2 separate regions of the Homo sapiens genome follow, and region 1 is linked to region 2. The links are chromatin loops, found by intact Hi-C in ENCODE. Cell type or tissue: K562. All regions are shown on one strand. Each heading gives the region's core, and the rest is flanking DNA. Links, peaks and the distances in the headings are about the cores only.

The links. Hi-C counts contacts between places; a loop is a spot of excess contacts. Peaks named below come from ENCODE experiments on the same cell type or tissue, not always from the same donor. Only the 100,000 strongest peaks of a DNase experiment are listed, where the experiment ranks them.
Region 1: it touches region 2 in a loop (5-fold over the local background); 1 of 110 quality-filtered maps calls a loop at or near these places.

The regions. Positions count from the first base shown.
Region 1 is chr7:145,886,585-145,902,658 of GRCh38, forward strand. No RefSeq gene overlaps it. Among named protein-coding and RNA genes, the nearest start is that of CNTNAP2, 220 kb to the right of the region's middle. In K562, for the core only: no CTCF peak of the experiment used is centred there; a DNase peak (open chromatin) is centred at 7,537.
Region 2 is chr7:145,778,937-145,795,010 of GRCh38, forward strand. LOC124901765 (a long non-coding RNA gene) reads right to left here. Exons shown (of 3, transcript XR_007060575.1): 2 at 5,568-5,645; 3 at 2,717-2,862. Among named protein-coding and RNA genes, the nearest start is that of CNTNAP2, 330 kb to the right of the region's middle. In K562, for the core only: no CTCF peak of the experiment used is centred there; a DNase peak (open chromatin) is centred at 6,040; H3K4me3 peaks cover 4,957 bases.

The DNA.
Region 1 (16,074 bases), core at 5,321-10,320, 110 kb after region 2:
GTAATTCCCAAAGACAGTTGAACAGAATCATCTTGAGGTTTTATCTTTTAAGTTAAGATTCCTAGATTCCTCCCCACAATTCATGACTCTGGCCACCCTACCTGGGAAATTTCCTTGTTCCAATGATTGCCTTACAAAACAGCAACAGTCAAGGTGCAATTGAAATAGGAGAGTTCCCTGGTCCCCCTCCCAGGATGTGCAACAGTAGTGTAGCTTGGCCCCACTGCTGCTTATAGCAGTGGGAGCATGCAGACAGGCAGGTGCAGTAGCCGGGTCCAGTGCTTCTGGGCTCTGGCCCCATGGTAGCATCTAGGGTTGCCTGTGACTCCTGAAGCCCAAGTAGGCACGAGTTACAGTGCTCTCTTTTAGATTCGCCATCTGTGGGTGGTTTAAGTGCTAAACAGCTCAGTGGGCCCTCTGCCTTTTTGCAAGGGCAGAGGGCCAGTGTGACAGCTTTCTTTATCCCCAGCTCTTGTCTGGCATCCAGGAAAAATCAGGTCATGCACAGACTTAAAGGATGGTGAATACAGAGGTTTTATTGAGTGGTGGAGGTGGCTTTCAGCGGGATGGATGGTGAGCTAGAAAGGGGATGGAGTGGGAAGATGATCTTCCCTTGGAGTTTGGCCATCCAGCAGCTGATCTTCTCTTCAACCCTCCCCAGCCAAACTCCTCTGGATGTTCGGATGTTCCTTCTCCTCTCTCCTTCTCTGCTGCACTTCTGCTTTTCTGTTCATCTTCCCATCTGCTCATGGAGCCTGGGGTTTGGGGTTTATATGGGTACAGGATGGGGGAGGAGTGGTAGGCCAAAAGGCAACATTTGGGCAAGAAGACAGGAATTCCTGTTCCCATTTAGAGCTGTGGGTTTCCAGGCTTGGGGTGGGGCTTTTGCTGGGGAACCACCCTCTTCTACCCAGAATTTCTGTCTCCTGTCCATACCACAATTGGTTTGGTGCCACAAAAAAAAAAAGTGAGTTCATAATATTTGATGTCAAAAATATGAACTGTGTTTAAGTTAAAAATACTGTATACAGGCTGAGCGCAGGGGCTCAGACCTGTAATCTCAGCAGTTTGGGAGGCCGAGGTGGGTGGATCACAAGGTCAGAAGAACGAGACCATCCTGGCTAACACGGTGAAATCCCGTCTCTACTAAAAATACAAAAAATTAGCCGGGCGTGGTGGCATGCACCTGTAGTCCCAGCTGCTGGGGAGGCTGAGGCAGGAGAATCACTTGAACCCGGGAGGCGGAGGTTTCAGTGAGCTGAGACCGCACCACTGCACTCCAGCCTGGGCAACAGAGAGAGACTCTCTCTCTCAAAAAAAAAAAAAATACTGTATACAAATAATAAATACTACATATTGAGATAAAAATGAGATTAAGAAAGTTGCAACATTAATCTAGGTAGATACAATAGATGAAAAAATACATTGTGATGAGCAGATCCTGGAAATCTGTAATTTTTATCTGTTCCAGATGGTTCTGAAGATTAGTGATGAAAAGAAATGACTGGGCTCTTTCAGCTCAAATATTTTATTTCATGTAAGGCTCTGATTGCTATCACTGATCTGTGGTTTCCTTCTATAATAGAGATGGATATTAAATAACTGACTACTCTTAAAATGAAATCATCTTTTATTTGATAGTCATATATGGTGGTCATCCTGGATTTCAAAAACCGCCTTAACAAACACACAGGAAGGAGGGCTATCTCAAGCAGTCTAATACCCATTGCTCTTTACTAGGTGGAGCATGTCCTCGTGAACTCACAGTTCTCTTTGTACTAGAGGGAGCCTGTATAGACATGCTGTCAGATCAAGCCTCTATGTTTCAAGCTAGTAGACAGATAAACTTTGTGTTTAATCCCTCAGTAGAAAGTGCAGTATTCAAGGTTTTATGAGGTGTTCTATTATATCTTTCACCTGAATTTATTTAGCATGTATTGATTATTATTTGTTTAGAACTACACACAAAAAACAAAATCATAATCCATTTGTTCCTAAAGCTGAAAAAAAGGAGATATAACAAAAGAAAAAAAGACTGTATATCATTATGAGAAAAAAATGAGTAAAATAAGCTATACAGATTTTTGAAGAAGGAAGAAATCAGTGGTGGTTAGAACAATCTAGAAAGTCTGTATGATGATAGGAGATATGCTCTGAGTGAGTAGAATTTGGTTATGCTGGAGGCGAAAAACAAAATACAGATGTTGACCTTAAACAAGTACAGGCCAGTCTTTTAATCATTGACATCCAAACCCCTGCAAAAAGTTCACCAGGTTCATTACACACCAAAGCATCTTTATTCCATTCCATACATTCCAGATGTTGTATTTTAATTTTGTCCCTCAATTTTCTATAAGTTATATAGAATCTATATAATATTTTATATATATATATATGTAAGTCATTTTCTTTCGACATAAATTCTTTGATAAAATATTGTTTGGGTTTGGGATTTTTGTTTTGTTTTGTTTTGCTTCTATGAGCACTTTTAGAGTCTAATGAAGTTTCACACGCTTATTTTCCTAATAACTCTCTGTAATCATAATTCCCTCTTTAAAAATATGGAAATGTATATAACAAGTTATTTTTACTTTTTTCCTTGGCCTGCCCTAAAGTTCAGTCACGTTGGCATTATTAGAACAGAGCAATTTCTCCATGGGCACTGTTCCTTCTAGTTTTTATCTTCATTTCAAAATAGCGGAATCTGTTTTATTATAAGTTTGAAAGTATGAGTTTTAGGTAATTGCATATTCTCCTTAAAGATCTACAATTTTCATTCTTTCTCTCAGAACATCTGCTTGTCAAGAGGATTTTTTAAATTCCATTAATTCTACCTAGATTAATGTTTCAAATGCTGTAATGTCAGTTTGTCTTAATATATAATATTATTATTTGTATACATAATTTCACTTACACATAATCTGTACTTCTGGCATTAGATAAATGTTATGAATTCATACTTCTCTGTATTACCAAACCAGTTATTCTTTGAGTGTGTCCATAACGTAAGGTTATCAGTGGCACATGGAAATGTCTCAGATAGGGTTGCCAGATAAAATACTGGATGTGCACATAAATCTTAATTTTACATAAAAAATTAATGAAATTTTGTGAATTATGCAGATATGAGTCATACTTAAAATATATTGGTTATTTTTAATTCAAATTTAATTGAATCTTCTCTCTTTATATTTGCCACACTTGGTGACCCAACCGATAAATCATTTCATCAGGCTTCTCCAAAGTTACCTGTTTTGTGTTTTTCTTCCTTTACTTTTCCATCACTTTCCTCCTTTTTCTCCTTTGCTTAGTCAACACAGACTTTTGTACATACACTCCTGCTTCTAGTTTCTCAAAAGCCATTCTCATCTGGCATATGTATGTATATATGTCTGAAACTTTTCATACCATTCCCTTATTGTCTGCTCTTAAATCTTCCATTGCTTTCTATTTCTCTTGTGATAAAGTCCAAATTTCTCACCTTCACTTTCAGGCTCCTTCTTTACTGATTGCATGTTCCTCTTCAGTTTCATTCTCAATAAGTCTCAAAATTAATGTCACACTCCAAATGCCTTGAGAATTAACCATGTATATTGTATATTTTCATCACTTTTCCCAGGTTTCTTCTGTGTCTGCAATATCTTCTCTCTTCTCATCTGATTAGCCTGTCAACCTCTGGTACAAATCTTATCTCTTGGATGCTTTCCTATACTTTTTAATATCTTTTGCAGTTACCCTCCTACTGAACTTATCTGTAACAATTACTTAAACACATGATTATAATTTGTACTTTTTTTTTTTGAAACGGAGTCTCACTCTGTAGCGAGGCTAGAGGGCAGTGGTGCGATCTCGGCTCACTGGAACCTCCGCCTCCCAGGTTTAAGCGATTCTCCTGCCTCAGCCTCTTGAGTAGCTGGGACCACAGGTGTGTGCCACCACATCCAGCTAATTTTTGTATTTTTAGTAGAGACGGGGTTTCACCATGTTGGCCAGGATGATCTCAATCTCTTGACCTTGTTATCCACCTGCCTTGGCCTCCCAAAGTGCTGGGATTACAGGCGTGAAACACCACGCCTTGTACTTTATTTTTAAACAATGTTACATTCTTTTTGTCTCCGTCATTAAAATACTATTGTTGTTGTTGTTTTTAAGATCAAAGACTATGCCACACCTTTTTTTGAGTGCTGGTCAAACAGCGGGTGTCTTAATATGGTTTGGCTGCTATAACAAAATACAGTTGACCAGATGACTTAATCTGTTTTTTTACAGTTCTGGGGGCTTTGAAGTCCAGGATTTGGTTCCTAATAAAAACCATTTTCCTGGTTTGCAAAGGGCCATCTTCTTGCTGTATTCTCACTTGACAGAGAGAGAGAGAGAGGTCATCTCTTTTGTTTCTCTTCTTATAAGGGTACTAATCTCATTCATGAGGGCTTGACTTTCATGACTTAATTACCTCCCAACCCTCCTCCCTCAATGCCATTACCTTGAGGATTAGGGTTCCAAAGTATAAATTTTGAGAGGACACATTTTGTCCACAGCAGCAGGCATTCAATAAGCATGTCTTCAACTGAATGGAAGATGATAAGGACCTCTTACTCTAAAGTGCATTGATTTCCATTGAGAAGGAAATGATTGAAGTAGTTTGGGGAAATATGGACCCAATCATACATCTGCTTTGAATATTTGCTGTGCTGGATGAAGTTTCAATTTGTTAACAATCTTAGGGGAGTTTAAGAGGGAAACCAAGTCATTATGCTTTCATCATGTAGCTTGTACGGAAAAGAACCTATGATGCTCTGAGAGATAGCATTTTTGCTGAGTTCATTTAAGTACTTAGATATCTAAAGGCATATTCTCCTTTTCATGATTGCTCATCTTTGTACCATGTCAAGTTTGAATATCTTGGATATGTTTTATCATGGCCATTGAAATAAGTCATTGCATTATATTTGGCACCAGATCAGTAGATGACAAAGTTTATACTTGATTGAAGGCATGACATTAGGAAAGTGGACATTTCAGGAATCATTCTGAACTTAGTATGATGACAAATAATAAGACACAGACACCTTTGATCTACTGACGGGGCCCAGACATGGCCTGGTATCGTTGGCTAGTACTATATCTCTAGAGTTTATATAAATCAATTTACAGGAACATTATTTATTTTTTTCTCTAAGACTATTTGCTAGAATGAGGTCAGAAAGAAAGATTAATATGACACCTAATACTGCAGCAAGAAGAAAACCATTTTACAATTAGGGTCAAATCTTAAAGAGGCAGGTGTTTTTGCTTTGCCAGAAAATATTGAATTTACAACTTCTCATTAATAATCCTGATCGATCCTATTTAAGAGACCCAGCAGCAGTGCAGCAAAGTGACACAAGAAGAGGCCTTGAGTGTTTGAAGTCCTGGGTTGACAGTTCCCTTCAGAAACTTCAGTTTTGTCATCTGAGAATTAGAAAATGCCATGGAGTTGTATAGGAATTAAAACTGAAAGTAGGTGAGTAGTGGTGTTTCTCTAATAGGAGCTCCTTAATGAGCGGGTGTGTCTGACTCCACACCTTCCCTTGCCTAAGGAACCAAAGTTTAGGTCTATGTAGGAACTTGTACAGTACTTTTATATTTTAATGTTCTTTCAAGTGTTTTGCTCATGTTCTTTTTTAAAAAATCTGCATATATAGGCAGAGCTTATATTATTCTCCCTATATTTTTTCAGAAAAAGCAACTGAGTCATAGAATAATTGTGTGATACCATGGAAAGATGACTAAATGGGAATCAGGGAAGTTTGATGAAATTTCCAACTTAGCCACTAACTATGCTATGACCTTGAGCACTCTAGTACTCTTATATTTAAAGTAAAAATGTTGAACTAGAAGTTCACTGTGTTTTCACATAACTCTGAAAGCCTGTAATGCAGCTTAGTCAGAGGCAAAATTATAAACAGAATTTGGGTTTTTCTGGATGTTAAGTGGTATAGCTTTTCTTGCTTGATCATATTGCTTCTTTTGCAGTTATTTGCAGCATTGATCTTTACATGAAGAAATCTAAATTTCTTTGCCCTTTAAAATCCAATTTAATTTAAAATTTAAATATATGTGTCTTAGAGTAAATGTTGCTCAACCACCAATGATTTGTTGTAACTGCATGGGGGACACACATAAATCAAAAATGCATTTAGAGCCCTGTCCAAATTATAAATTCAATAACTTGGTTCAAATTATAAATCAAATGACTAGTGTGCAACTGTCAATCAATCAAAATAGATTAATAACCTCAACTGAAGTGATTTGATGAACTATAGACGTTATGGAAACTGCAAGATTTCAGCTCTAATTTGAAGTGCTTTTTACAGTGTTGGCAGAATGCTTCTACCCACTGGAAAATAGGAATAGGGAAATTTATAGAACACATTCCACGGGCTTTACTCTGGCAGTTTTTTTGGTCTCACAACTGCCCTCTTCAGAATGTAGTCTTATCGCCATTATCATCTTACAGATGAGGGACTGAAGATCAGAGAGGTGAAGTAGCTTGCCTCATGTCACATGCTGATAGAATACAGAACAGGGGTCAAACCACCTGGGGAGTCTTTCTCCAGATACTGATCTTATAACAGCTACATTAGACTGTTTCTTATACAGTTCCCAGCAGAGAAGGGTGACTCGTCAATAAAATTTCATAGTTAAATTATCTTCAGTTGCAAACCACATCTAATGGTTGTAGAATATAAAGATTCTGAGAAATCTAAGGCATGTCGTTTTCACCTTTTTTTTTAAATAATAAAAAGGCGCCTTGAATGATTCTTCCTTAAATGAATTATTTTAGCTTATCAGGGCTTTTCATTCCACTTGTGTGTTTTTCGTCACTTAATAAAACTACAAGCTTGCTAAAGTTAGCAGAATTAGAAGCTTTGATTTTTTGTTTAATTTTTATAATGAGCTGCCTGAACCACTTATCCTCTACCTGCAGCTTCTTCCTTCTATAGATGCAAGAAATGCCTGGCCATGCTATGGGATTTTGTGAGGGTTATAAACAAAGGATTTCATGCCAATAACTCGGTTTTGTTTCCCATAGATAACATACGAGGTTTTAGTAATTGGATTTTATAAATTCATTTCAGATGGGTACCTACTGCAAGATAGCTTCTGTGCTAGCTATCTTCACAGGCATTATCTGATCTAAGTTTGAAAACAACACTGAGGAGGTGGTTCTTATTAGCATCAAGACTTCTTAAGTCATGAGCTCTATGGAGTTTCTTGGGAAATGTAATGAACACGAATGGCCTGTCTTACAAAAATTTAGATGACTCTATTGACCTGATATTCCAACTTCTGAGAGTAGAAAAGGTAGAACCTCAAACTCTTACTTCCCAAAGGAAGTATGGTTTCACAAAAACTTACAAAAGTTAAGCCTCTCCACATTGCAGTAACTTTCAGCATTCTCCGTAATTCTCCGGCCTGTCAGGATTCTAAGGATCCTAATAACCGCAAGAGGATAGGCTGTGTGCACTGGAGAGATAAGAGAATGAGCTTGAAGCTTTTGCCTCACACAGTACCCCCTACATTACATTTAGCAGTATGAGTGCTTTTATCGTTGTTTGATAGTAGTAGTAGCAGCAGCTGCAGGAACAGCAGCATCAGCAGTAGTACTACTAAATCCTTGGGATATGTATTTCTAGCCAATAAGCCATGAACCCTTCAAGGTAGCCTGCACCCCTGAGCTCAGGCTCATCTGCAGCCAACACTAACCACAGGCAAAATCAAGTAGCTACTGCTTGACAAATAGAGGAAGTTTATCCCTGGTACAACAAGAGACCATGAAACATGATGAAAGTAAAGAGAATATTGGTTATTATTAATAGTAAAGATTCATAGATGCCTTTACCTGTGGAAGACCTTCCCCAACTCCCTACTGAAGGTCATTACTGTTCTTAATTTAATGCTAATAATTTCCTTGATTTTAAAAGTTTTTTTTAGTTTTTTTGTTTGTTTGTTTTAATTGTGGCAAATTGAAAATAGCATTAAATTTACCATCTAAACTATTTTTAAGTATACAATTCAGTAATGTTATGGACATTCAGATTGTTGTGCAACCAAACTCCAAAACTCTTCTTGTCATGCAAAGCAAATTCTTTACGCAGTTTCCCCTCTCCTCAGCCCCTGGTAACTACCATTTAATTTTTTGTTTTTTATAAATTTGATTACTCTAACACCTCATATAAATAGAATTATACAGTATTTTTGTTTTTAAGACTGGCTTATTTCACTTAGTATAGGATTTTCAAGGTTTATATCCATGTTATACTACAGATCAAAATGTTCTTCCTTTTTAAAGCTGAATCATATTCTATTTCATGAATATACCCGATTTTGTTTACCCATTCATCTATCAATGAAAACTTGGGTTGCTTCTACATTTTGGCTATTATGAATAATGTCTCTGTGAACATAGGTAATAGATAATACCTTCCTTGAATTTATTTTTAATTTTATTGTGAACAAAAATATTTCTATACAGTGTATGATTTACTTTAACTTGTTATTGCAGAAAATTATATTCCGAGTTGCATCCATGCTTGCCAAGAAAACCTTATTTTCGTTGTTAACTCGAATTGCATTATATAATGCCATCTATTCTACTGATGATGCACATTGGATTATTTCATTTATTTTCTTGCTAATATGAACATGCTAATTTGAAAATTCTTCTACTGCATCCTAATGTGTCTTCAACAGACTTGCTACTCAACAGTGACTAAAGTATTAGAAACATCAGCATCACTTGCTACTCAACAGTGACTAAAATATTAGAAACATCAGCATCACTTTGAGTTTATTTAAAATTCAGAATACCAGGCCTCATCTGACCTCCAAATCAGAATATTTAATTTGTCAAGAACCCAGTGGAATTTGTAGGCATATTAAGGTTTGAGAAACGCTTCTGTAGAGCTGTCCTATCCTATGAGGTAGCCACTAGAAATGTATTCTATTGAGCTCTGAAATTGTGGCTATTCTGTATTGCAGTACGCTGTAAGTATAAATTACATAATAGATTTCAATGACAATATAAAAATGTAAATTATCTCAATTTTTACATAGCATATCAATATGGTAATCTTTTATAAATATTGGGTTAAAGTGTTTAATTAAATTAATTTTATCAGTTTATTTTTCCTTTCATAATATTATTGCCAGAAAATTTTTAATTATATATAAGGCTTAGGTTAAAATTCTGTAATACAGAGCTGCTCACAAATAGCAGGGGTATTCCTGTGCTATAACTTAGGAATATCTTTTATCTAGTCTGGCTCCACTCAACATAATTTGAACTTCATTATTATTTTATTTAGTAATGTGTTTAGAGTTTCCACGTTTTCCATTTTATCGCTTACCATATGATTTTTAAAAATTTTGTGGCTACATAGTAGGTATATATATTCATGAGGTATATGAGATGTTTTGATACAAGCATGCAAAGTGAAATAAGCACATCATGGCGAATGGGATATGCATCCCCTGAAGCATTTATCCTTTGAGGTACAAACAACCCAATTACCACTCTAAGTTATTTAAAAATGTACAATTAAGTTATTATTGACTATACACACCCATATGTGCTATTAAATAGTAGGTCTTATTCATTCTTTATAACTATTTTTTTGTACCCATTAACCATCTTCACCTCCACACCCAGCTCCACTATCCTTCCTAGCTTCTGGTAACCATCCTTCTGCTCTCTATGTTCATTAGTTCAATTGTTTTGATGTTTAGATCCCACAAATAAGGGAAGCATGTGTGTTGTTTTCTATGCCTGTCTTATTTCACTTATTTCACAACAACATCATAATCCAGTTCTATCCTTGAAAATGACTGAATCTCTCTTTTTTATGACTCAGTAGTACTCCATTGTACATATGTCCCACATTTTCTTTATCCATTTATCTGTTGATGGGCACTTACTTTGCTTCCAAATCTTAGCTATTGTAAACAGTGCTGCAACAAACATAGACATGCAGATATCTCTTTAACATATGCATTTCCTTTATTTGGGGTATATACCCAGCAATGGGATTACTGGATCATATGGTAGCTCTGTTTTTAGTTTTTTGAGGACCCTCCAAACTTTTCTCCACAGTGGTTGGACTAATTTACATTCCTACCAACCACGTACAAAGGTTCTCTTTTCTCCACATTATCACTAGCATTTGTTATTGCCTGTCTTTTGGATATAGGTCATTTTTACTAAGGTGAGATGATATCTCCTGGTAGTTTTGATTTGCACTTCTCTGATGATAAATGATGATGAGCACCATTTCATGTGTCTGTTTGCCATTTGTATGTCTTCTTTTGAGAAATGGCTATGCAGACTTTTGCCCATTTTTTGATCAGATTATTAGATTTTTATCCTAGAGGTTTGTTTGAGCTCCTTACATATTTCTGTTTATTACTTCTTGTCAAGTGGGTAGTTTGCAAATATTTTCTCCCATTCTGTGGATTATCTCTTTGCTTTGTTGATTGTATCCTTTGCTGTGCAGAAGCTTTTTAATTTGATGTGATCCCATTTTTCCAGTTTTGCTTTGGTTGCCTGGGCTTGTGGAGTGCTGTTCAAGAAATTTTTGACCACACCAATGTCCTGGAGATTTCCTCAGTGTTTTCTTGTAGTGCTTTCATAATTTGAGGTCTTAGATTTATTCATTACTTCAGAATCCGTTTTGATTTGATTTTTGTATATGGTGACAGACAGGGGTCTAGCTTCATTCTTCTTCATATGGATATGCAGTTTTCCTAGCACTGCTTATTGAAGAGACTATGTTTTCTCCAGTGTGTGTTCTTGCCACCTTTGTTAAAAGTTCACTGTAGATGTGGATTTGTTTTTGGGTTCTCTATTCTGTTCAATTGGTCTATGTGTCTCTTTTTATGCCACCACCATGCTGTTTTGGTTACTATAGCTCTGTAGTGTAATTTGAAGTCAGATAATTTGATTAATCCAGTTTTGTTCTTTTTGCTTGGGATAGGTTTGGCTATTCTGGGTCTTTTGTGGTTTCATGTAAATTGTAGGGATTTTTTTCTGTTTCTCTGAAGAATGTCATTGATATTTACACAGTGATTATATTGAATCTGTAGATTGTTTTGGGTAGTATGAACATTTTAACAATATTGATTCCTCCATCCCATTAGCATGGAATATCCTTCCTTGTATGTGTGTGTGTATGTGTTTATGTGTGTGTCCTCTACAGTTTCTTTCATCAGTGTTTTGTAGTTTTCATTATAGGGATCTCTCACTTATTTGGTTAATTCCCAGGTATTTAATTTTATCAGTGGCTATTGTAAATGGGTTTACCTTTTATTTCCTTTTCAGATTGTTCACTGTTGGCATATGGAAGTGCTACTGATTTTTGTATGCTGATCTTGTATCCTGAAAATTTACTGAATTTTTAAATCAGTTCTAATCGTTTATTAGTGGAGTCTTTAGGCTTTTCCAAATATTAAATTATATCATCTGCATACAGGGGTAATTTGACTTCTTCCTTTCCAATTTGGATATCCTTTATATTTTCTCTTGTGTGCTTTATCTTGTGTGCTTGCTAAAACTTCCAGTATGTTGAATAGCACTGGTGACAGTGGGCATCCTTTTCATGTTCCAGATCTCAGAAGAAAGTCTTTCATCTTTTCCCCATTAGGTATTATACAAGCTGTGGGTTCATCATATATGGTTTTTATTGTGTTGAGGTGTGTTTCTTCTATCCCCAGTTTTTTCAGGGTTTTTATCATGATGGAATGTTGAATTTCATCAAATACTTTTTCAGCATCAATTGAAATAATCTTATGCTTTTTATCTTTCATTCTGTTGATATGATGTATCACATTAATTGATTTGAAAATGGTGTACCACATTAATTGATTTGCATATGTTAGGCTATCCTTGCATCCCAGGGATAAATCCCACTTGTCCATAATGAATGATCTCTCTAATGTATTGTTGAATTCTATTTGCTAGTATTTTGTGAGGATTTTTGCATCTACCTTCAACAGAGTTTTTGGCCTATAGTTTTATTTATTTATTTAATTACTTATTTTTTTTTTGACATGTCTTTGGTTTAGGTGTCAGGTTAATACTGGCCTTGTAGAATGAGTTTGGAAGTATACCCTACTCCTCTATTTTTCTTTTAATAGCTTCAGTAGGATTGATATTAGTTCTTCTTTTATGTTTGGTATAACTCAGCAGTGAAGCCATCAGGTCTTAGGATTTTCTTTACTGGGAGATATTTTATTACGGCTTCTATCTCATTTCTTGTTATTGGTTTGTTCAGGCTTTGGATTTCTTCCTGGTTCAATCTTGGTAGGTTGTATGTGGCTAGGACTTTTTCCATTTCTTCTAGATTATCCAATTTATTGGCATATACTGGCTCTTGTTAGCTGCTAATGAGCCTTTAAATATCTGTAGTATCAGCGGTAATGTCTTCTTTATTATTTCTAATTTTATTCATTTGGATCTTCTCTCCTTTTTTTTTTTTAGTCTTGCTAATGGATTGTCAATTTTGTTTAACTTTTCAAAAAGACAACTTTTTATTTCATCAATCTTTTGTATCTTTTTATTTCATTTTTCTGTTCTGATTTTATTTTATTTTTTCTAGTAACTGTGGGTACAGTTTGCATTTGCTCTTATAGTTCTTTAAGATTCATTATTAGATTGTTCATTAGAAGTTTTTCCTCTTACTTGATGTAGGCACTTTTAGCAATAAAATTCCCTCTTAGTGCTGCTTTTGTTGTATTCCATAGGATTTGGTATCTTGTATTTCCAATATGATATGTTTCAAAGAATTTTTCAATTTCCTTATCAGTTTCTTCGGGGACTGACTGGTCATTCAGAAGCATATTGTTGAATTTCCATGCTTTTGTATAATTTCCAAAATTCCTCTTGTTAAATTTCTGTTTTTATTTCATTGTGATCAGAGAAGATGCTTGATATTTCAATTTTTTGAATGTTTTAAGACTTGTTTTGTGATCTAAATTATAGTCTATCCTTGAGAATAATCCATGTGCTAAGGATAGGAGAATAATGTTTATTCTGCATCCAATTGATGAAATGGTCTGTAAGTACTTATTAGATTCATTTGGTCTATAGTGCAGATTAAGTCTGATTTTTTTTGTTGATCTTCTATCTGGAAAATTTGTCCAATGCTGTAAATGGGTCATGAAGTCTCCAATTGTTATTGCATTGGGGCCTATCTCTCTCTTACGCTCTAATGATATTTACTTTATATATCTGGATACTTCAGTGTTCAGTGCAGATATATTTAAAATTGTTATATCCTCTCACTGAATTGACCCCTTTACCTTTATATAGTAACATTTTTTCTCTCCTTATAGTTTTTGTCTTGAAATCTATTTCGTCTAATATAAGTATAGCTACTCCTGCTTTTTTTCAGTTTCCATTCACATGGAATATCTTTTTTCATTTAAAAAAAATTTCACTGTGTGAGTCTTTACAGATTAAGTGTGTTTCTTGTAAGCACCGGATCAATGGGTCTTGTTTTTTCATCCATTTATCTAGTCTAAGTCTTTTGATTGGAGAGTTTAGTTCATTTACATTCAATGTTATTATTGATAAGTAAGAACTTCTGCTATTTTGTTATTTGTTTTATGGTTTTCTCTTTCTTCTTTCCTTCCTGTATTTTTCTATGAAGTTAATTTTTTCCAGTGATATGATTAAGTTTCTTGCTTTTTATTTTTGTGCATCCATTGTATGTTTTTTGGTTTGAGGTTATAATGAGGCTTGCAAATACTATCTTATAACCCATTATTTTAACCTGACAACAACTTAACACTATTTGCATAAACAGGAAAACAAATAAGGAAAAGGAAACGTAATAAAAACTCTACATCTTAACTTTGTCCACCCACTTTTTAACTTTTTGTTGTTTCTATTTTTATCTTATTGTACTATGTCTTAAAAAGTTGTTGTAGTTATTGTTTTTGATCGGTTCGTAGTTTAGTATTTCTACTTATGATAAGGGTAGTTTACATACCACAGTTACAATGATATTATATTCTGTATTTTTCTGTGTACTTACTATGTACCTTCAGGTGATTATTTATTGCTCATTAATGTTCTTTTCTTTCTGATTGAAACACTCCCTTTAGCATTTCTTTAGGAAAGGTCTGGTATTGATGAACTACCTCAACTTTTGTTTGTCTCACAAAGTCTTTATTTCACCTTTATGTTTGGTGGATATTTTTGCCAGATGTACTCTTCTAGGGTAAAAGTTTTTTCTTTCAGCGTTTTATATATGTCATGCCACTCTCTGCTGCATTGTAAGTTTCCCAGTGAAAAGTCTGCTTCCAGGCATATTGATGCTCCATTTTATGTTATTTGTTTCTTTTCTCTTACTGCTTGTAGGATCTTTCCTTATCCTTAACCTTTGAGAGTATGAATATTAAATGCCTCCAGGCAATTTTCTTTGGGTGAAATCTGTGTTCTATTCCCTTCTTGTACTTGAATATTAATATCTTTCCCTAGGTTTGGGAAGTTTTGAATAAACTGTCTACCCATATTTCCTTCTCAACTTCCTGATTAAGGCCAATAACTCTTAGATTTGCAATTTTGAGGCTATTTCCTAGATCCTGTAGGCATGCTTCATTATTTTGTATTCCTTTGTCTTTTGTCTCCTCTGACTGTGTTTTCAAATAGCCTGTCTCTAAGCTGACTAATTCTTCTGCTTGGTCAGTTCTGCTATTAAAGGACTCTGATGCATTCTCCAGGACACCAATTTCATTTTTCAGCTCCAGAATTTCTGCTTGATTCTTTTAAATTATATCAATCTCTTTGTTAAATTTATCTGACAAAGTTCTGAATTTCTTCTTTGTGTTTTCTTAAAATTTTTGTGCTTTTCTAACACAGCTATATTAAATTCTCTGTCAAAAGGTCTTATAATATCTGTTTCTCCAGGATTGGTCCCTGATGTTTTATTTAGTTTATTTGATGAGGTCATATTTTCCTGGATGGTGTTGATGTTAGTAGATCTTTGATGTGTGGACATTGAAGAGTTAGGTAATTATTGCAGTCTTCACTGTCTGGGCTTATTTGTAGCCATCATTCTTGGGAAAGCTTTCCAGAACTTGGTTTTTGTGATTTAACCTGTATTCACTTTTGGGGCCACCCAAGCCTAGTAATATTGTGGTTCTTGCAGATTCATGCAGGTACCATCTTCATGGTCTTGGACAAGATCTAGGGGAATTATCTGGATTACCATACAGAGATTTTTTTTCTATTCCCTTACATTCTCCCAAACATACAGAGGCCTTCTTTTGCTGTTTCAGCCACCTAAAACTGGGGGCAGAGTGACATAAACACCCCTGTGTCCACCACCAATATGGCTGTCCTGGGTCAGACCCGAAGCCAGCACAGCACTGGGTCTCACCTAGAGCCTGCTGTAATGACTCCCTGGCTACTGTCTATGTTTGCTCAAGGTTCTACAGCTCTACTATCAGCAGGTGGCAAAGCCAGCCAGACCCTGTCTTTCCCTTCAGGATGGCAAGCTCCCCCAGGCCAAGGGTGGGTCTAGAAAAGCTGTCTGGAAGTCGGGAACTGCAGTCAGAAACCTTAGTCTACCTTGTGTTCTATCGTATTGTGGCTGAGCTGGCATTCAAACCACAAGATGCAGTCCTTCCCATTCTTTTCTCCCCTTTCCAAAGGCAGAGGAGCCTCACCCCATAGCCACTGCCACCCTAGGCCACGAGGAGTACTGCAAGACTACTGCTGATACTCCCTTAAGGCCCAAGGTCTTTTAAGTCAGCTTGTTGTGAATACTGCCTGGCCTAGGACTCACCCTTCAGGGCAGGGGGCTTCTCTGTGGCCCAGGGCAGGTCCAGAAATGCCATCCAAGAGTCAAGTTCTTTAACTGGGGACCCTAATGGCCTCCTTAGTGCTCCAATCCCCTGTGACTGTGCTGATACCTGAACTCAGTTGTAGAGGCTCACCCAAGGCCCGCAATGTAGTACCTGGGTATTGCTGCTGGTTATTTAGGGTTGAAGGGCTCTTCGGTTAGCAGATGATAAATGCTTCCCAGAGTA
Region 2 (16,074 bases), core at 5,434-10,433:
TTACAAACTAAAATAAATGAATATCATAATCAGAGTTTATTATAGTTTTTCACCTTGTTTAAACTTTGTAAGTCTGAAATTTAAACTCTCCTTCATTCTCAGGTTTTCATACATGAAAACTTTTTTTTCTCCCATATTCTGGATGTTGATAATAGAATTGTATTTTGGATTTTTCTCCTATAGCAGTAACTTTTCTGGTTGGAAGAGTTTCTTTTTGTGTTGATTTTTAGTTCATGTTCTTGTTGGGAGGGGTGAGTAGACAGATTAGGGAAGGGGTATGCATTAGAAATAGTGTGAGTAAAAAACAACTTACATATTTGCTAATGCATTCCTTTGGGATGTTAAATATGTGTCTCGAAACAATAAAGCTTGTTGAACTCACATTTTTCACATATTCTTTGTTTCAGTTTACATTGGCCTAAAAGCGGGTGTCTTTTTTTTATAGACACATTTATTTTGAGTTGCATAATACAGAATTGTGGGAAATATTCACAACAGATTTGCAAAACATGTTAATATGATCTTATTCAGAGTGCATCTTAGAAGCAACTCTTACAATATTTTTATCTTCCTAGATTTCTTCCCAATATTAATATAGTTCCTCTAGTGTTCCCATTGCAATCGAAATTTTTATAAAGCCAAATTTCCTAGCCTTATTTTTAAACTACTTATGTACAGTTTAAATTCACATTATGTAATTGATTGGGAGAGCCTACTTAGGTTTTTATCCTTTTTTTAAACAAAGTCTGAATGTTGAATTATTTTATATATCACTTTGACAGTTTAGGATGCGTTCACTATCTTACTTGAGTCAAAGAACAGATACTATCACACATTTATTATTGAGTTTTATACCTAAGGAAACTGAGGCTTGTTGGGAGACAGTTAATGGGTCTCTCATATTTCTGCATGTCTTGTGAGCAGAGGCACTAGCTTTTTTTTGTTCCAGACCATCTTTTTAAAGATATGTGTATAGCAAACATCTTTAAACAAGAGGATTTTTCTTTGGAGCAGAGGTTAGGTTTGTTTACTATTCAGTATAGTAAAGATCATGTCCCCTCTAAGCAAAGGTCAAACAAGTTTTCTTACAGCCCATTATAAAAACTTGGAGTTTTCAAGCTTAGGGCTCCTCTGCTGTGTTGCAAACACAGTGCACGTGCAGCATTCACCTAGACTGCTCTGTATCACAGGGGAAACTGCAAAGATGGGTAAAAAGTCTTTTGTCTCTGACCAAGGGTCTTCATATCATTCACAAGCATTCATAAAACTGTGGCAGGCTTGCAGATCAGGTCAAATATCAGGCCCCTCACAGTATATAACAAGGGTCAGAGAAAATAAGTGCCATTAGAAATACTGGAGCTAATTATTGCTATTACTACCCTTATCATTTTCCTATAATTATGTAATCTCGTAACTATTGTTTTCTGAAATATATATCTTTATTAAAATAATGAGTTTCTGTTCTAAAAAATAATTAATAGTCCAGTAATTTCTTGTGTTTTTAAGACTAATCAAGTGATGAGTGCAATAATTCCTTATTCATTGACTTAAAAACATTGTCTCTAAATGAGTTAATTATAGTTTTAAGGTTGAATAATTCACTTGTATAGTTTGGTGATTTTTTTAAATAAAAAACAGATAGTGAAGAGAAAAATTAAAAGTGATATATCACATATCATTTTTCATATAGTCTTTTTGAGCATATTTATTTTCATCTAGTTGAGCTCATGCCTCAAATTTTATTATTAAAAACAATTTATGGCTGCATAAATGTCTTCTTTTGAGAAGTGTCTGTTCATGTCCTTTGCCCACTTTTTGATGGGGTTGTTTGTTTTTTTCTTGTAAATTTGTTTGAGTTCATTGTAGATTCTCGATATTAGCCCTTTGTCAGATGAGTAGGTTGCTAAAATTTTCTCCCATTTTGTAGGTTGCCTGTTCACTCTGATGGTAGTTTCTTTTGCTGTGCAGAAGCTCTTTAGTTTAATTAGATCCCATTTGTCAATTTTGGCTTTTGTTGCCATTGCTTTTGGTGTTTCAGACATGAAGTCCTTGCCCATGCCTATGTCCTGAATGGTAATGCCTAGGTTTTCTTCTAGGGTTTTTATGGTTTTAGGTCTAACATTTAAGTCATGAATCCATCTTGAATTAATTTTTGTATAAGATGTAAGGAAGGGATCCAGTTTCAGCTTTCTACATATGGCTAGCCAGTTTTCCCAGCACCATTTATTAAATAGGGAATGCTTTCCCCGTTGCTTATTTTCTCAGGTTTGTCAAAGATCAGATAGTTGTAGATCTGTGGCATTATTTCTGAGGGCTCTGTTCTGTTCCATTGATCTATATCTCTGTTTTGGTACCAGTACCATGCTGTTTTGGTTACTGTAGCCTTGTAGTATAGTTTGAAGTCAGGTAGTGTGATGCCTCCAGCTTTGTTCTTTTGGCTTAGGATTGACTTGGCAATGGGGGCTCTTTTTTGGTTCCATATGAACTTTAAAGTAGTTTTTTCCAATTCTGTGAAGAAAGTCATTGGTAGCTTGATGGGGATGGCATTCAATCTATAAATTACCTTGGGCTTAATTTTTCAGCAAGGCTCTATGGCATTCATGCTTGTACAAGAGGCAGATACACGTGGATTATTCATTTCACTCTGTTTCCATAAGTTGCATCATCTAGCATCAGCATCATAACTAGCTCTGTGTACCTAGTGTGTGCTCGGCATTGATGTATGAATGACTAGCATAATCTCCCTGTTGCTTATATAATTCTAGTGAATAATAATGCAGTTTTCTATAATGTTTAAATATTGGCTTGTTTCTTAATACTTTTTTATTATTTTCTGATCACCAATAAAAATATCACCAATTCCTGAAAAATAAATAAAATAAAAATAAATAAAAACAATTTATGCCAATTTGGGTCTCAGAAATATATGAGGTTAAATAAGAACTTCGTTAGTTTTATGTTTTTTTCACTTACTACCATACTCCAAACATTTTAATATAGTAAAATGATTGTTAATAAACAGTGCATGTTATTCTATCAACTGAATACAGAATAATTTATTTAGTATTTTGTTATTATTAAACATTTTATCTGTTTTATTCTCTACCATAAAAATAATACTGTCATAACACTTTTTGTGCATATTTATTCACAACTTCAGTAAAATTATAGAATACATTCTCAGCAGCAAAATTGCTTGCTCAAATTTTAAATATACTTAGAATTTTTTAAGTATATTGCTTAAGATTTATTCAGAAATGTACTATTTGACCTTGAGTATAGAAAAATATATATCTTACTAATATGGCAGGTGAAAGGTGGAGGTTACACTTGGCTTCCTTTGGGTTTTTAGTTTGTGAGGTTAAACATGAAAATCATGTTAATCAGCCATTTATTTGTTAGTCATTTTTGTAAATTTTTTGTTCTTGTTTTACCAGCTGTAATGCTATTTTATCTCTCTCCATTATGATCAATATTTCTTCATCTGACTACATAAATTATGGAAAAGGAAAAGGGATTGTATACTAAAATAAATCCTATATGTTAATCTCTGTAACCTACATGCTCCTTTATAGTATGCACTTTTTGTGTTCAGATAATGTCTGTGAGCTACTTTCATGTTATTGCTTGTATTTGAAGCTTATTTTTTTATTGTTGAGTAGCCCATAGCATGTACATATCATACTTTTTCATTATTGGTGGCCATAATATCAATGTTATAAAAATAAATAGAAGTAATGAAAATTTGGAATGCATTGCCACAATTGTGATGTCTATAAACAGATAGTTATTTTTAGTTCTATAATTATATAATTCTATAACTTGATTGCATTCTTGAGTCTTCATTTGTGTATGCAGTCAGCACAAAATTTTCAACTCAGGTACAGAGAATTTTGTGCTTTTAAATTTGCTATTGAGTAAATCATCAATTTAAAATTTTTAGATAGATCCAAATTTTACCTGAAGCACATCAAGGATATTTTCTTCTCTCTTACATCATCATGAATAAAAGTGCATTTTAACTTCATAGCTTTGCATCTGTAATAAAGGCCAATAGTCCTTGTCTGGTCTATAGTTTCCCTTGTATTTGTTTACCGTGATGATTTACAAAGATGATTGGACTCATAGTCTGTTTTCTCAGCATAGATAAAACCAAGCATTAGTTCTAGCATGGGATAATGGATGCATGTTTAAAATATTTTAGAAAAGGCCAGGCGTGGTGGCTCATGCCTGTAATCTCAGCACTTTGGGAGGCCAAGGCAGGCAGATCACAAAGTCAGGAGTTCGAGACCAGCCTGGCCAAAATGGTGAAACCCCGTCTCTACTAAAAATACAAAAATTAGCTGGGCGTGGTAGTGCACACCTGTAGTCCCAGCTATTCAAGAGGCTGAGGCAGGAGAATTGTTTGAACCTGGGAGGCGGAGATGCAGTGAGCCCAGATCGTACCACTGCACTCCAGCCTGGGTGACAGAGGGAGACTCTGACCCCCCAACCCCCCAGAAAAAAAATGAAAAAGTTTTAGAAAATATTGATATTAAATATGCAAATGTAATAATTTTACTGGTTTGACAAATGCGTGAACCTTATAAACCACCACTTATTTCAGATATACAGTATTTGACCAACCCAGAGAATATTTTCATGCCTCTTGCCAGTAATTTCCTTGAAAAGAAACTGCTTTTCTGATTTTTTCTAAATCATAGGTAATTTTTTCCTATTTTATATCTTCATAAGTGTGAATTATTCATTATATATTCTTGTCTGAATTCTTTGTCTAGGACATCGTCCATGAAGTGCTTTCACGTCATTGAAAGAATCTGTCATCTATTTCTCATTGTTGCTGAGTACTCATCTGTAGTGTGAATATTCCACAGTTTGCTCCCCTGGATGGACACTGGGTCATTTCCAGCTTGGGTTAAGAATAAAGTCAGCTGGGTGCGGTGGCTCACACCTGTAATCCCAGCACTTTGGGAGGCTGAGGCAGGCAGATCACCCGCAGTCAGGAGTTCGAGACCAGCCTGGCCAACGCAGTGAAACCCCGTCTCTACTAAAAATACAAAAATTAGCCGGGCGTGGTGATGGGCGCCTGTAGCCTCAGCTACTGGGGAGGCTGAGGCAGAAGAATCGTTCGAACCCGGGAGGCTGAGGTTGCAGTGACCTGAGATCATGCCATTGCACTCCAGCCTTGGTGACAGAGTGAGACTCCATCTCAAAAAAAAAAAAAAAAAAAAGTCTGTATGAACTTTTTTACATAAGTCTAGTATGTGTTGCTATGGCTTGAATTCTCCTATAATTCACATGGGGAAGAACTGATCCTCAGTATCTCGGGATGTGACTGTATTTGAAGATAATGTCTTTAATCAAGTAAGGTTAAATTGTTACAGGTAGTTAGGCGTGAGCGGGCAGGAGAGGGCTCTCCCCGCCACCCACTAGAAGTCTTGAGTGATGGTTCAGTAATTGTTGCATTGCCTCTCTAAAAGTGATACATTGGCAGCCGGTGCTAGGGAGAGGCCATTCAGTGATGGTCCACACCTGTTAACGTTAAAAACTGTTAATTAGAGGCAGACCTCATGGAGAAGAAATTTCCTGGGCGTGCACATTAACAGACAAAAATAGCGGAGTGTGATCTTCGGCGTATCCTCTACCTGAAAAAGGAAGAAAGCCTCAGATAAGCATGCGTACAATTTACTGAACACACTACATGAGCTCACTTCCCAAGGGTAAGAAGGGCTCTGGCCGGGCGCGGTGGCTCATGCCTGTAATCCCAGCACTTTGTGAGGCCGAGGCGGGCGGATCACGAGGTCAGGAGATAGAGACCATCCTGGTTAACACGGTGAAACCCCGTCTCTACTAAAAAAAAAACACACACAAAAAAATTAGCCGGGTGTGTTGGCGGGCGCCTGTAGTCCCAGCTACGCCGGAGGCTGAGGCAGGAGAATGGCGTGAGCCCGGGAGGCGGAGCTTGCAGTGAGCCCCGAGATCACGCCACTGCAAGAATCCAATCAAGGGAAAGAGGCTATAAAGGTCATAGCATCACGGTTAAACGGGGCTTTTTACCTTCTTTAATCTTCATGAGCCCTCTTGGATCTCTTCTAAGTGAACTTTCCTTTCTTTCCTGTTCTAAGGCCTTTTAAGTAAACTTCCACTCCTGCTCTAAAATGTGCCTAGGTCTCTTGTTCTGCTTTATGCCCCTCAGTCTAGTTGTTTCTTCTGAGGAGGCAAGATTTAAAGTTGCGGCCGACCTGTGCGGATTTGCTACTGGTAACTCCTGGTAACTCCGGTCTCTTCCACCACTAACAAAATGAGGTCCTTGAGGTGGGCTCTAATTCAGTATGACCGGTATCCTTACAAAGAGGAGATGAGGACCTAGGCACACTCAGAGGAAAGATCGCTTGAAGACACAAGGAGAAGATGACACTGTACAAGCTAAGGAAAGAGGCCTCAGAAGAAACCAACCCTGCTGACACCTGGGTCCTGGACTTCTATCCCACAGAACTGTGAGTAAATACACTTCTGTTATTTAGACCATGCAGTCTGTGATACATTGTTATGGCAGCTTTACCAAACTAATACATGTGAATATACATATATGTTTTAATTTATCTATGAGGAAATATGTAGGAGTGGAAATTGTTGAATTGTATATTGCTGTACTTGCAATTATTCAAGAAATGGCCACAATTTTTTTCCAAAGGGTTTAAACACTTTTGAAATTCAAGCAGCAATATATGAGCCCTCCAATTATTCCACATCTTCTGTAATATTTAATATTGTTTGTTTTAACTATAGCCATTTCGCTGTGTGTGTCATTGTATTTCACTGGGACTTTAATTTATATTTTCGTATGACAAATGATGTTTAGAACTTTTCTATGCACATCCATATATCTTCATTTGGAAGGTGTTTCTTTCAGTGTGCTTCCCACTCTCTATTGGCTTGCTTTCTCTTTTATTATTGAGTTGTAATATTTCTTTATAAAATCTGTATAACATTTCTATCAGATATGAACTTTACCATTTTTTTTTTTTCAATTTTGTTGCTTGAGTATTCACTTTCTGAGTGAAAGGGAATGGGAGAAGAAGGCATTAGCCCAGTCTATAATGGCACACCAGCCTCCTGGGCCTGTAGCGTTTTTGTATGGTTCTCATCACATCAGACATAAGCATAGCAATTGGAGGGACCACCTTGGTTAGTTCTTCACATCCCATTGTTAAACTCTAGGAATTGTCTGCCTTATATACTGGTCAGATCAAAATGCTGAACAAGAATAGTGGGAATCCAGACTCTTACCTCAGCCGTTTTCTTAAAGCGGTAATCTTTTGCTGCCTTTGGGAATACTATACTGCTTAGTCTTTACTAGCAAGGAAGGTTCATGCAACTCCAAAATTTCCCATTTAACAGGGACAATTAAAACTGGATAAGAGTGGGCTTAGCAGATAACCCCTAAGGAAAGAAAACCGCAGTACACTCTTTTCACGCATATCAGCTATTTCAAATATGCATTTAGGTAAAGGCTAATTAATCCCTGAAAAAATCTCTCCAGTCACATTTTGTGGTTTGTACCTTTACAATGCATTTGTTCCAAGTCTATCTCTGAACCCATCAAGTTCCATGTTAGTACCTTTCAGCACTTTTCCCATCTTTTGTAGGGTTTGCTGTCCACTGAACCCCAGCATCTTACAATTTTGAGAAGTTTCACATATCACCTCTTGGTCATTTCATCCAAATCATTGAGCATTTCCTATATATGATTAGTGATGGCACTAATACATAATTAGGAATGATACTAATTTCTGTAGTTCTGCAGGAATGAAATTGTGTTTCTGGTTTCTGACATTGCTAAAGTGGGGAAATTCCAGGGGTTTCTACTTCATCATTTCCACCATATTGGCCATTTCTCCATGGGTCAGAGAGTCAATGTGGATATTCTGAAAATTGCCGAATATTCCAATTAATATAACTTCAATGATACATTCAGGAAATGAGGAAATAACCACAGAGTGAGTCCCTACCTGGCCCCACGTGAGTTGAATTTTGACTCAGACTCCGTCTATCACCTGACACCAAAAGTACACACTTTGCCTAGTGAACCACACTGGCATTTTTGACATTCAGGAATTAGTGTCAGTTCAGAGCCAGCATCTACTAATCTTTGAAAGGTCTTGATATCTTTCTTCCCATTGCGCATTCACTCTAGTAAATGGGCCCTAGTTCCTTAAAGGAAGATTCATGATCTATGCTGTGGCAAGGCTGTCAGGTCTTTCTTTGTATGGACCTGGCTTCCCTTTTAAATTTTAATAAACTGCTTTTGAAGTTTTAAATTTACAGAAAAATTACACTTTAGAATTCTCATATACCTCGCACAATTTCCCCTATTAACATCTTAACTGATCTGGTTAACTTGTTATAGCTAATAAGCCAATATGGAAACATTATTATTAACTAGAGTTTGGAGTTCAAATTTCCTTCTTTTTTAGTTTTGGCATTTTTTTTTTTTTTTTTTTGAGATGGAGTCTCACTCTGTCACCCAGGCTGGAGTGCAGTGGTGTGATGTTGGCTCACTGCAACCTCCGTCTTTAGGGTTCAAGCAATTCTCCTACCTCTGCCTACTGAACAGCTGGGATTTCAGGCATGTGCCACCACACCTGACTAATTTTTGTATTTTTAGTAGAGATGGGGTTTCACCATGTTGGCCAGATTGGTCTTAAACTCCTGACCTTCAGTTATCCACCAGCCTCAGCCTACGAAAGTGCTGGTATTACAGGCATGAGCCACAGTGCACACTCAAATTTCCTTAGTTTTATCCCCAATATCTTTTTTCTGTTCCACTATCACATCCAAGATACCACAGTACATTTAATTGTCATGTGTCTTTAACTTAGTTTCTTAGATTTCCTTGTATTTTATGACACCAGCAATTTAAGGCAGTACTGGTTAGGGGTATTATAGAATGCCACTGTGTTGCCTCTGTTGATTTTTGTTTTTGTTTTTATTTTTTGATGTTTTTTCATGACTAGACTGACAATATGGGAGGAAGTTCACAGAAATAAAGTGCCATTTCACCACTCATACCTAGGGTACATACGTCAAGATAATTTAACAATAGTGTCCTTTATCACTGGACTGAGGTGCTTTTATCAAGCTTCAGTGCAAAGTGTCCCTTTTTTTCTTATTCTACTCAGTATACTTTGGAAAAAAGTAACTATATATAGTGTACACACACACACACACACAAATATTCACTTTTTATGCTGTGAAGTTCCAAAGCATCTGACAAATGTATAATGTCATGTATTCACTGTTAAAACAACGTACAGAACCATTTTACCACCTGAAACCCCCTGTGGTTAACCCGTTCATTTCTTCTCAATCCCCAAAACTCTTTGGTAACCACTGATCTTTTTCTTTTCTCGACAGTTTTGCCTTTTCCAGAATGTCATTTAATTGCAGTCGTGTGCTATGTAGCCTTTCAGACTTCTTTTGCTTAGCAGTGTACCTTTTTCATGGTTTCATAGTTGATTTCTTGTTACTGCTTTTTAATTTTCTTACAATTTTCTAGCAATGGCTTGGAACTGCCATGTTTTTTTCTAAGTTGGTAGAAGAGATGTAATTTTTTATATCGTATTCTTCAATTAGTTGCATTATTTCCAGGGCCTTGTGCCTTCATCTTTCTTGGCTCCCTGGTTTGTTTTGCTTTTTTTACTTTATATTTGAGAATTATTTGGGGGTAGATGCCTAGCAGTGGAATTAGTGAGTCATAAGTTGAATACAGCTTTAACTTCATTGAATATTGTCAAATTGTTCTCTAAATTGTCATTCCACGATACATTTCTACGAATAGCACTTAAGAATTCCCACTACTCATCCACACCTGGTATTATTAGATGTTTAAATATTTGCCTATTTAAAAGGTTTGAAATAATCCCTTGTTATTTTAATTTGATTGGCACCTTAGTGAATCTATGCATTATGTTTAAATGTACATATTCACATTTGAGTAATATTGAGTCTTCCTACCTGTGAATATGAAATATCACATTGTTTTGATAGTTTAAATTATTTCATCAGTGTTTTACAGTTTTCTACAAATAGATTTGTACATACTTTTTAGATTTACACCTAAGGTTTTCATGGTTTCCTGTGTGTGCATGTGTGTGTGTGCGTGAGTGTGTGCTGTCAATGGTGTTGAATGGATGAGGTATTCTATAAGTATCAATTAGATCAAGCAGATTGATGGTGATATTTCCTTCAGCTATATCTTTTTTTTTTTTTTTTTTGAGACGGAGTCTCACTCTGTCACCCAGGCTAGAGTGTAGTGGCATGATCTCAGCTCACCGCAACCTCCACTTCTGGGTTCAAGCGATTCTCCTGCCTCAGCCCCCTGAGTAGCTGGGATTACAGGCACCCACCACTACACCTGGTTAATTTTTGTATTTTTAGTAGAGACAAGGTCTCACCATGTTGGCCAGGCTGGTCTCAAACTTTTGACCTCAGGTGATCCACCCGCCTCAGCCTCCCAAAGTGCTGGGATTACAGACGTGAGCCACCGCCCCTGGCCTTCAGCTATATCTTCACTTATTTTCTTATTGCATGATCTGTCCATTAACAATACAGTTGAGTTGAAGTTGCCAACTCTAATAGGGAATTTAAATATTTATCTTCCCAGATATATTCACTTATCCCTCACATTATTGACATGCCATTGTTTTATGAATACATGTTAGGGATTGTTATGTCTCATGGAAAATTGACCTCCTTATTGTTATGTGATATACCTCTTTACTTTTAGTAATTTTCCTTGTTTTAAAACCTTTTTTGTCTAAAATGGTAATATGGCTATTTCACCATTTTTTCAATTATATTAGCATGGTATATCATTTTTGCCCCTTTGTTTGCAACATTTCTTTGTATTTATGGATTTCTTATAGCCAACATAGAGTGGGTTTTGCATCTTACTTTTTGAAATGCACTCTGTCACTGTCTTTTAATTGGTGTATTTGTACCATTCACATATAAAGAGATCATTGATATATACTGTATTAATATCCTTCATGTTTGTAACTGTTTCAGATTAATTTCACTTGTTATTTGTTTTGAATCTCCCACTCTTTTTTCTGACTTTTCTGGTTTTAATTGAGCACTTCCTATAATTCTCTCTCCTTTCTTAGCATAACAGTTATATTTTATTTTTGGCTAGTAGTTACCCGGAGTTTGCAATATATATTTACAACTAATTTAAGTCCAATTTCAAATAGCACTATACTGCTCCCCATGCAGTATACCTTTTAAGAGTATTCCCAAGTCCTCTCTTTAGTTCCTTATAACATGACTGTCACATCCAGTACATTATTATTATTATTAACTTAAAGAAAATGTTAGCCTTTATTTAAACCAAAAATAAGGAAAATAAAATATTTTATTTTACCTTTATTCCTTCTCTTATGCCCTTTCATTTTAGGTAGATTAGAATTCTGACCTATATCATTTTCAATTTCTCCAAAGAATTATTTTAATTTTTCTTATGGAACATGTCTGCTGGTAACTTTTGTCCTTAATTTTTCTTTGTGTGAAGATGTCTTGATTCTTCTGATTTTGAAGGATAATTTTGCTAGACATAGATTTCTAGCTTAGTGTTTTGTTTATATTTCAATGCTTTAAATAGTTTTTTCTTTTTACATGGTTTCTGATGTGAAGTCTAATGAAATTCTTATCCTTATTCCTCGATTGATAAAGTGTGTATTTTTTTTTTCTGTCTTCTTTCAAGATTATCTCACTGTCTTTGGCTTTCTATAGTTTAAATATGGCATAACTCTCTGCAGAATTCCTGATGTTTATCCTGTTTCTATGAGTTTAACCTGTTTCTCTGCGCTCCTGGTTCAGTGGTTTGGTGTCTTCGTTTAATTTTAGAAAATTCTCAGTCACGACTACTTCAAATATTTATTCTGTTCCTTTCTCTTTTGTTTCTCCTTCTGATATTCCCATTACACACAATTATACCTTTAGTAATTGTCCCACTGTTCTGGCATATTCTTTTCTTTTTTTAAAATAAAATTTTCATATTAGTTTAGGAAGTTTTAATTGAGTTATGTTGAACTTCAGATTCTTTTCTTGGCCATATCCAGTTTACTGATGAGCCTATCAAATAATTTATTCATTTCTTTTCCAGTGCTTTTGATTTCCAGCATTGCTTTGATTCTTTTTTAGAGTTTCATGTCTGTGATTACATTACACATCTGTTCTTGCATGATGTTCATCTGCATGTTTCTATTAGAGCCCTTAACATATTAATCACAGTTATTTATATTCCATGGCTGATAATTCCATTCTGTGTCATATCAGATTCTGGGTCTGATGATTGCTTTTTCTCTTTAGGCTGTGTTTTTTTCCTGCCTTTTAACATTTCTTGTACTTTTCTGTTGAAAACCACACAAGATATATAAGGTAATTGGAAGTGATGTAAATAGGCCTTTAGTATGAAGCTTTTTGTTATCCGGCTAGAAACAGATATGTGTTTAACATTTGCTGTAGTTTTCGGTGCCAGAAAAAGTGTCTTTCCTCAATAGTCCTTGTTTATTTCTCCTCTCTTCCTTTATGGTTCCCTAAATAACTCCTTCTTAAATGGAATGTGAGCTGGCAGCTCTTTAAGTTGTCACCCACTGTCCTGGCCGTGGACCCCTGTAGATGTGGTGGTAATTTGTGGAGGAGAGGAAGTGTTCCATAATTTTATGATTACGTTTAAGTTCTTTAGTGGGCTGAGCTCCTGGACTGTAACCTTCAGAATTCATTCTTATCCTTTATTTGTTTCCTGTTATCTAATTCAGGATGCTGAGATGGATGGGAGCTGCCTAATCACAGTTTCCCCAGGTAGGAAAAGGCTCTGGTACAGTTCATTCCCTTGGAGGTTAGGTCTTTGTTATGGAAAACGTGCTGGACACATTTTGAAATGGTGACTGTGTCTCTCATCCTGCCAGAAACACAAGAGTATTTTTCTCAGATCGTTACAATGAGAATCTGGTTGGGGATCCTGGAAGTAATGTCTATGCATGTGTCAGGACCCTGCTAAGACTAGGCTCCCAGGAGTCTTTCAGTCTCAAGCTGGTCTACATTCAACCTCCAGTAAAACTGCCACTTAAGTGTTTTTGCTAGCTTTGCCTCTGGAAGCTTTAGCTTCGAGTAAGGTGGTCTCAGCTGTAACTCTCTGTATTTGCCTGTTTCTTCAGATTCAGGGGTATTAGTGTGTCCAGTGACATCAGTGCTCTGATAAATCTAAGAAAAATTGGTTTTCATTTGACCAGTTTTTTCTAGTTGTAAGGAAAACCAGATTTCTAAGCTCTTATTATAGGATAGCTAAAATTAGAAGTCCTGGACAGATTCTTTTAAAACCTGAGAAAAACAAGCAATGGGGAAAGGATTCCCTATTTAATAAATGGTGCTGGGAAAACTGGCTAGCCATATGTAGAAAGCTGAAACTGGATCCCTTCCTTACACCTTATACAAAAATCAATTCAAGATGGATTCAAGACTTAAACGTTAGACCTAAAACCATAAAAACCCTAGAAGAAAACCTAGGCATGACCATTCAGGACATAGGCATGGGCAAGGACTTCATGTCTAAAACACCAAAAGCAATGGCAACAAAAGCCAAAATTGACAAATGGGATCTAATTAAACTAAAGAGCTTCTGCACAGCAAAAGAAACTACCATCAGAGTGAACAGGCAACCCACAAAATGGGAAAAATTTTTTGCAGCCTACTCATCTGACAAAGGGCTAATATCCAGAATCTACAATGAACTCAAACAAATTTATAAGAAAAAAACAAACAACCCCATCAAAAAGTGGGCAAAGGACATGAACAGACACTTCTCAAAAGAAGACATTTATGCAGCCAAAAAACTCATGAAAAAATGCTCACCATCACTGGCCATCAGAGAAATGTAAATCAAAACCACGACGAGATATCATCTCACACCAGTTAGAATGGCAATCATTAAGAAGTCAGGAAACAACAGGTGCTGGAGAGGATGTGGAGAAATAGGAACACTTTTACACTGTTGGTGGGACTGTAAACTAGTTCAACCATTGTGGAAGTCAGTGTGGCGATTCCTCAGGGATCTAGAACTAGAAATACCATTTGACCCAGCCATCCCATTACTGGGTATATACCCAAAGGACTATAAATCATGCTGCTATAAAGACACATGCACATGTATGTTTATTGCAGCACTATTCACAATAGCAAAGACTTGGAACCAACCCAAATGTCCATCAATGATAGACTGGTTAAGAAAATGTGGCACATATACACCATGGAATACTATGCAGCCATAAAAATGATGAGTTCATGTCCTTTGTAGGGACATGGATGAAATTGGAAATCATCATTCTCAGTAAACTATCGTAAGAACAAAAAACCAAACACCGCATGTTCTCACTCATAGGTGGGAATTGAACAATGAGAACACATGGACACAGGAAGGGGAACATCACACTCTGGGGACTGTTGTGGGGTGGGGTGAGGGGGGAGGGATAGCATTGGGAGATATACCTAATGCTAGATGACGAGTTAGTGGGTGCAGTGCACCAGCATGTCACATGTATACATATGTAACTAACCTGCACATTGTGCACATGTACCCTAAAACTTAAAGTATAATTAAAAAAAAAAAAGAATGAAATAACTCCCTTGCTTCCATTTTAATCAAAGGCTCTAAGTCTATTAAGTGACTCAGGTCTGAAAAGTGGGTTAGACAGTATAGTTCTCTATTATGAAAACTTATGTTGGGACTTGACTACTACATTTAGTCTTCCCTCCCGTTCCACCACTTACATAGATCAGGCACTATTGCGGCATGATAATCATCCTTTTCCTTCCTGAGGACAATATGAACAGTTAGCCTGCTCCAGAGATCCCCAAAGTCCCGGATATTCTGATTACTAGTATGACCCTCATGCTATTTATGGTAAGTGATCCCCTCTTGTGGTTAAGTGGCTGTCATTTGGCTTCTGTGACCTCAAGATCCAGTCATCCCATTGAAATCAAGGAACCCATCTCAGTTGTAGCATCTTCCACAGTCATACCTGACTCACAAATCAGAACAACCACTGGGTTTTTAAGTAATGTCCATGCTTCCGTCACTAATATGTATCTCATCAGTTTACTGGAGGGAGTATTTTCTTGGCCTTCTTTTGAGATGTGATTGAGGTTGATGTGTAAGTTGCAGAAACTAAATACATTCCAACCTTTCTATCTCCTGAAGACTTATGATCATTTCCTCCAAATCCAATTTCTGTCAGGAAAAGTCTTTAGTACCAACCACATTAAATGTAGGCCACCTTTAAATATAAGTTTCAGTTAACCAAGCAGGTATTTGCTGGAGCTACTTAAAGCTGCATGAGCTAACAGACTAAATTCAGAATCTTTAGTAAGTGCACATTCTAATTGTTTAATTCTAATCTCCTTGGTCTAACACCCTTGGAATCCACCCTCATACCTGTTCTCAAGGTGTCTGTTGACATATATTTGCAAAATCTTGAAATATTTTGTGTGTAAGCTATTTCCTCTTGGATCATAGTGTGTACCTGGCCTCCAGGATCATGCTGATATTTGATTTTAGCTATGAGTCTGGTGCAAAGAGGAGGTGATAGTGGTGAGTTTGAGAAAAATAAGTATCCCTCTACAAAACATATGCCCTGATGAGGTTATCAATGAGTTTTCAGGAAAGTAAGACCAGTCTCCTTAGACACAGATGACCTGCTACTTCCACTGTCAAGAGAGGCTCAGAGTGACTGAGTCTCAGTTTCAGTGGAGTCCTGTTAAAGCTTTTATTTCAGTTTTCAAGGTCTCATTCCTTTCCAATCAAAACTCTAAATTTCATATGAGAAACTGGACAATATTATAAGTTAAATCAACATTCTAATTCTGTAACCACCACAATTAATTTTATGTTTGATAATTAATAATCTTGGCTCTATGGCTGTAGGAAATGAGAGATTAGCCAGGCACGACTAATTAGCTCACACCAGTAATCCCAATACATTGGGATGCCAAGGCAGGTGGATTGCTTGAGCTCAG